2 separate regions of the Homo sapiens genome follow, and region 2 is linked to region 1. Evidence: read pairs that join two places in POLR2A ChIA-PET (ENCODE). Cell type or tissue: MCF 10A. All regions are shown on one strand. Links, peaks and the distances in the headings refer to the core of each region. The heading gives the core; the rest is flanking DNA. Region 1 has its middle 51 kb from the start of CYP24A1. Region 2 holds the start of LOC105372675 (a long non-coding RNA gene).

Region 1 (2,918 bases), core at 99-2,598:
GATCACTTGAGGTCAGGAGTTCAAAACCAGCCTGGCCAACACGATGAAACTCCATCTCTAATAAAAATAAAATAAAAAAATTAGCCAAGCGGGCACCTGTAATACTAGCTACTTGGGAGACTGAGGCAGGAGAATCGCTTCAACCCGGGAGACAGAGGCTGCAGTGAGCCGAGATCGTGCCACTGCACTCCAGCCTGGGTGACAGAGCAAGACTCCGTTTCAAAAAAAAAAAATGGTTGAGACCGGAAAACAAAATATTTCTAACATGTGAAAAGGAAATATCAATATCACATATAATAGATGTTTAATAAAGTATCTGCAAAGCAGAAAACTATGTCCATAATCAACTGCATACATATACATATGTGTATATGTATGTGTGTGTGTGTGTGTAAATATGATTTTGTGTGGGATGTGGTTGAAATCAAATCTATTAGAGTATGCAGTAGAACATTCAGATATAAGAACAACATGAGTTTGAAGAAAAGAAATTTGTGAAGAATAGTCAGGAAGTCTAAAACTTAACTGTATGTTGCATTAGGCTTCCGAAGAGCAACCCAAAGCAATTATTTTATCTTTCCTGCTCTTGGAATTTTTAAATGTTTCTTTCAATTACTTGTCTGAAGTGAGTGGCCCATTTTGCAAGGTAGCGTTCCCTTGAATTCATGCCCCGGGTATTTACTGAGTGCCTACACTGTTGAATGACAGTCACATTCCTCGTCAAGGCTTACGTCTAATCAACATCTTCAAAGCCCTGCTTGGTCTGCTCTGGCACCAGGAAGCAGAGACAAAATCAACAGTGTCTCCTTACCTGACTGGCTTTGGCAAGAGGCAACATGACTTTGCATTCCCCAGGGAGGAATGTTGCCCTCGCCCAAGAGCGAATACAGCCGGGTGAACCTGCTCACCTCTCAGCGCCCTCCCTCTGGTCTGAGTGATTCAGAGGGAGACCTGCCACGTTAGTGCTCCTGACTGGGTTTGGTGAGCCTGAGAAACAGGCAGCTTGCCCTTTGATGTGTCTAGACACAGCGATGATTCAGAGATCCCTCTCCAGAGTGCCCGTGAGGAGTGCTGGAAATGTCAGGAGGAAGAAGCCTGCCTTCATGAGGTCCCTGTTGAGCAAAGCAGGCCCCAGGCTGGACATCAATCCTCTCTAGTCACTCCCTCTCTTCCCCTGAAGGAACCAGATGATGAATCACCCACTGGAAAGGTCCACTTCTTTCCTTCCTAATAAACAAAATACAACTTTCAAACCCCATTGAAAAAGGAACCAGGCCTAGTTCCCTCTAACAATACCTGTTTACCTATTGATTTTGCCATGGCTCAGAAAATATGTATGGTGTCCTTAGGAGGACTAAAGTGGTTTTCATATGTAACTCACATCCCCAGGTTCCTTTAGGTGTTTTCTAGAGTAGAGGACCTTAGCCTGGGGAGTAAGGGAGGCAGAGAAGGCCTGAGCATCTCTGAAAGGCCGTCAAAATGTGCATGAACGTTCGTCAGGACAGGGTTTTTAGCTGGGGATTCAAAGGTTAAGAATCTGCTAGCTCTCCAGACTAACTGAGCTCAAAGTCTTGAATTTGTACACAGGGCCAGGCAATGTTCTATACATTCATTTAATCCTCCTAAGCAAGTTACGAATTGACACTGCTATTTCCACATCCCCGTCTTACCAACTCCACATTAAGCTACCAATAACAGTGGCATAACCAGGAATCCGAACCAGGCATGCTGGCTGTAGCATTCATGCACCTAACCACCGTACTGCTTAAATAAAACACAGATAAAGTGACTTACTTATCTACATTTTAGTTGTACCTAGTCTGAGTGAGAAGTTGGGAAGAAAAAGTGACTTCGACCAAGAAGAAATGCAGAATTACCTGGGCTGTTTGTTGATCAATCCACTAGGACATTTGGCAAATTTTCCCGTGCTTACTATCTTGTGTTTTGGAGATGTGTATGCATGTGTGTGTAGGTGCGTGTGTGTGTATATGTGTGTGTATAATTTGTGACCCAAATTTTAATAGGTGAAAAATCAGTTAGATTTCTATCCTCAATTATTTTATTATAATTTAGTTTCCTATTCTAAATAATTTGAAACATGGTAACTATTTTAGTAATTTTGGGGAAGACAATGTCTGTTCAAGGACTTTTTTGATTAGCATTTTAAAGTAAACATGTTTGTTCACTAAATAGGGAAACCCACAGTCTGGGGAACTGACTTTGTCTTAAATGATGGTCTTCACCAGAAACTGAAGTTCATGAGTTTATGAGTCATCTCTGGCTCATTCTTCAAGTTTGCATTAAAAGTCAGGAGAAAAGGCTTATAATCAGGCTGGGTGTTTTGCTGCTGTTTTTCTTGTTGTTTTGCATTAAAGATGCTCAAAATGAATTGAGAAATAAAATCAGCCGTGCATAAATAATGGGCTTAGCCTCCTGGTCAGTGTCATGTGCAGAGGCAGAAATGGTTCCAGTGGCTGACTTAGTTAGGGGAAGGAGTAGTATTTGGGCATTAAAGATTTACCAAATTGTATTTTTGCAATTCTATTTTTGGGGTTCTGCTGAGCAAAAAAAAAAAAAAAAAAAAAAAAAGCCCTGCAGCTCATGAACCTGGACTCTGAACATCCTCTCTTTAGTTTACTATAAAAAGAAAACTCTTTAATAAAAAACAGTGAACAGAACTGGGATGAAAGTTTAAGGTTTTCTTTAGTCAACAGCTTTCCTGTGGTTCCTGAATTTCTGGCTGAACAAGCACAAATTGGTGAATAATGGAGGCAACCAAAGTAAAATATAGGAAACCGAAGTAAAATATTAAAATATTGTCTTTACTGAAGGTCCTTCTTCAGGATAAAGAGTTAAGAAAATGATCACACTAAGCATTCCTTACTTAGGTAAACATTGACAGGAAGTGAGGTGAGAAC
Region 2 (2,918 bases), core at 307-2,806, 54 kb before region 1:
GGAATGAGGAAATAATCAATAATCAATTTCCCATTATTTGCTTATTGGGTGCTGGCCAACATAAACAGCACTGTGTCATCTGCTTTAGGAGAAACAAAAACAAAGACAAAAAAACAATGCCTATAATTTCAAGAAGGTTTGTCTAATTGGGCAAAGAACTCCAAGACACATGTAATAAAGATTATGACCTTAATTATTTGACAGCCCAGTTCCTGTAGTTCTTAATGACATTAACAGTGAGCACATGTGCTAGGGACTTTCAGTGCTTTGTCATCCTCAGAAAAACCCTATGGAGTGGGAACTACTACCATGATCACCATTTTTTTTTTTTTTTTGAGATGGAGTCTCACTCTGTCGCCCAGACTAGAGTGCAGTGGCGCTATCTCGGCTCACTGCAACCTCGACCTCCCAGGTTCAAGTGATTCTCCTGCTTCAGCCTACCAAGCAGCTGGAATTACAGGCACCCACCACCATGCCCAGCTAATTTTTGTATTTTTAGTAGAGACAGGAGTTTGCCATGTTGGCCAGGTTGGTCTCGAACTCTGACCTCAGGTGATCCGCCTGCCTTGGCCTCCCAAAGTGCTGGGATTACAGGTGTGAGCCACTGCACCCGTCCTGATCGCCACTTTTGAGAAGAGGAAACTAAGGCTGAGAGAGAGACAAGTAAATTGTCCCTGGTTTTTCTAGCTGCTCAGTGGCTGAGCTGGGATTTGAATTCACCAGCATTTCATTGCTAATCTTCCTTTGGCTTTATTCAAGTATACAGTTTCTTGAGTCAGAGACATCTAAATTGCCTCCCTTCTATGGACTTTGAAAAAACCAAGGCATGCAATACAGTAATGCTACAAGGTCATATTTGCTGGGCACTTTACTGTGGTAGGAATTTTATTTGCAGTGTTCTCACAGGAGCCCCGTGAAATTGGCTATTGTTACTACTCCTGTTTCCATGAAGCTTGAACTTTACCGTGAGGTTGGAACCAACACTGTCCATTTAACAAATGCGGCAAGTAAGTCCTCCAGGTTTCCGCAACGGAAAGTGGATCTAGTACTCACGCCCCAGTTTAGGCAAAGTTTGTTGTGTTTGTTTTTTTGAGATGGAGTCTTGCTCTGTCGCCCAGGATGGAGTGCAGTGGCATGATCTCAGCTCACTGCAACCTTCACCTCCCGGGTTCAAGCAATCCTCCTGCCTTAGCCTCCCGTGTAGCTGGGATTACAGGCATCTGCCACAACATCTGGCTAATTTTTGTATTTTTTAGTAGAGATAGGGTTTCACCATGTTGGCCAGGCTGGTCTTGAACTCCTGACCTCAAGTGATCTGCCTGCCTCACCCTTCCAAATTGCTGGAATTACAGGCGTGAGCCATCATGCCAGGCCTAAGCAGTTTTAAGCACAAAACTATATTACTATTGCATATACTTGAAAGTGTTTTGTATTTTCCAGTGCAGAGAAACCAGCCCTTGAACTCCTACAGGCTCCTCCACCCCACCCTCATTATACATGTGTACACAGGTGTGTGAACTCACACACACATGTTGTCATGGGTGGTCCCTTGGTATGAGGGCTGAAGTCTAATTATCCATTCCAGGACTTGGTAAGATTTCCCAGAGCAAAACAGAGGGCCTGAGCCTGTCTCAGTAATGATGGCAGGCATTTATGAGGCATTTCAAGATCTCTCATTAGTAATTCCTGACAAGATCCCTATCCGGATGACTCATAGAGGCTAAGTAGTGAGTGAAGGATGAGGACAGATGAGGAATAGTGAATTCCTGGAAGCGGGATCAAAAATAGTCATTTTGAATTTAATCATACTTCTCAAGGACAGGTATGTATTGGGGTCAATGAAGTTTCAAAGAACTAGTCTTGCTTTCCTCTGCAATCCGGTCTAAAAATTACTGGGGATTTTCTCCACTGAACATGAGAAACCAATATCCCTGAAACAGGAATTTTCTTTTTAGCTATCATGTAACTAATGATTGCCCATATATTTAAATATCTATTTAGAGTATATAAAGCTATATAGCATGAAACTCTTAGAAAAACCTAGCAAGTCTGAAATTATTTCCTCTTCTCCTTGTGCATATCTGCCAAAAGAGAAGGAAAAGAAAGAATAATTGGGAAAATTACTCAATAGTTGAAATAACAATAGACCATTCACTGTGTCCAAGCACCTCACCAGAATCAAGGTACTCAGTAGTGAAAAACATAGACCTTCTGTTTAGAGCTATTTTTTTTTTTTTTTTTTTGACAGAGTCTTACTCTGTCGCCCAGGCTGGAGTGCAGTGGGGCGATCTCGGCTCACTGTAACCTCCGCCTCCCGAGTTCAAGCGATTCTCCTGCCTCAGCCTCCTGAGTAGCTGGGATTACAGGCATGCACCACCACACCCGGCTAATTTTTGTATTTTTGGTAGAGATGGGCTTTCACCATGTTGGCCAGGCTGGTCTCGAACTCCCAACCTCAGGTGATCCGCCCACCTCGGCCTCCCAAAGTGCTGGGATTACAGGCGTGAGCCACTACACTCAGCCAGAGCTATTCTTTTTCACCACCGTCAGCACATAAAACGTTTGCCTCACACTGCCCCACACATACTGACATGGTAGGCATTCTGATCCCCCCCACTTTCCTCTTGGTGATAATTCTCATTTAAGAAATACTTCCAATATTCTGAGACACTCTGGTTTAAGAAAAAGTGACATAACATAGCATGATGTATATGGGTGTACTATTTAGGGCCCAGCCTAGAATCAGAAAATATTGGGTCTGAATCCCACCTGAGCCAATGGTAACGTCTGTGACATTGGGCAAATTACTTAGCTCTGTAAGAGTCAAGGGTTTTTTTGTTTGTCTTTGATTTTTTTTTGTTTTTTATTTTATTTCATTTTATTGACATTGGGCTGAGATGAGAACTAAACGGAAAAAA

The links. Peaks named below come from ENCODE experiments on the same cell type or tissue, not always from the same donor. Only the 100,000 strongest peaks of a DNase experiment are listed, where the experiment ranks them.
Region 2: POLR2A ChIA-PET joins it to region 1 with 11 read pairs; 9 of 35 experiments call an interaction of 5 or more read pairs at or near these places.

What each region holds. Positions count from the first base shown.
Region 1 is chr20:54,121,811-54,124,728 of GRCh38, reverse strand. No RefSeq gene overlaps it. Among named protein-coding and RNA genes, the nearest start is that of CYP24A1, 51 kb to the left of the region's middle. RefSeq lists an enhancer at 370-1,175. In MCF 10A, for the core only: no CTCF peak of the experiment used is centred there; a DNase peak (open chromatin) is centred at 1,078.
Region 2 is chr20:54,175,553-54,178,470 of GRCh38, reverse strand. LOC105372675 (a long non-coding RNA gene) reads right to left here and starts at 177. Exons shown (of 4, transcript XR_936882.4): 1 at 1-177. In MCF 10A, for the core only: no CTCF peak of the experiment used is centred there; a DNase peak (open chromatin) is centred at 1,690.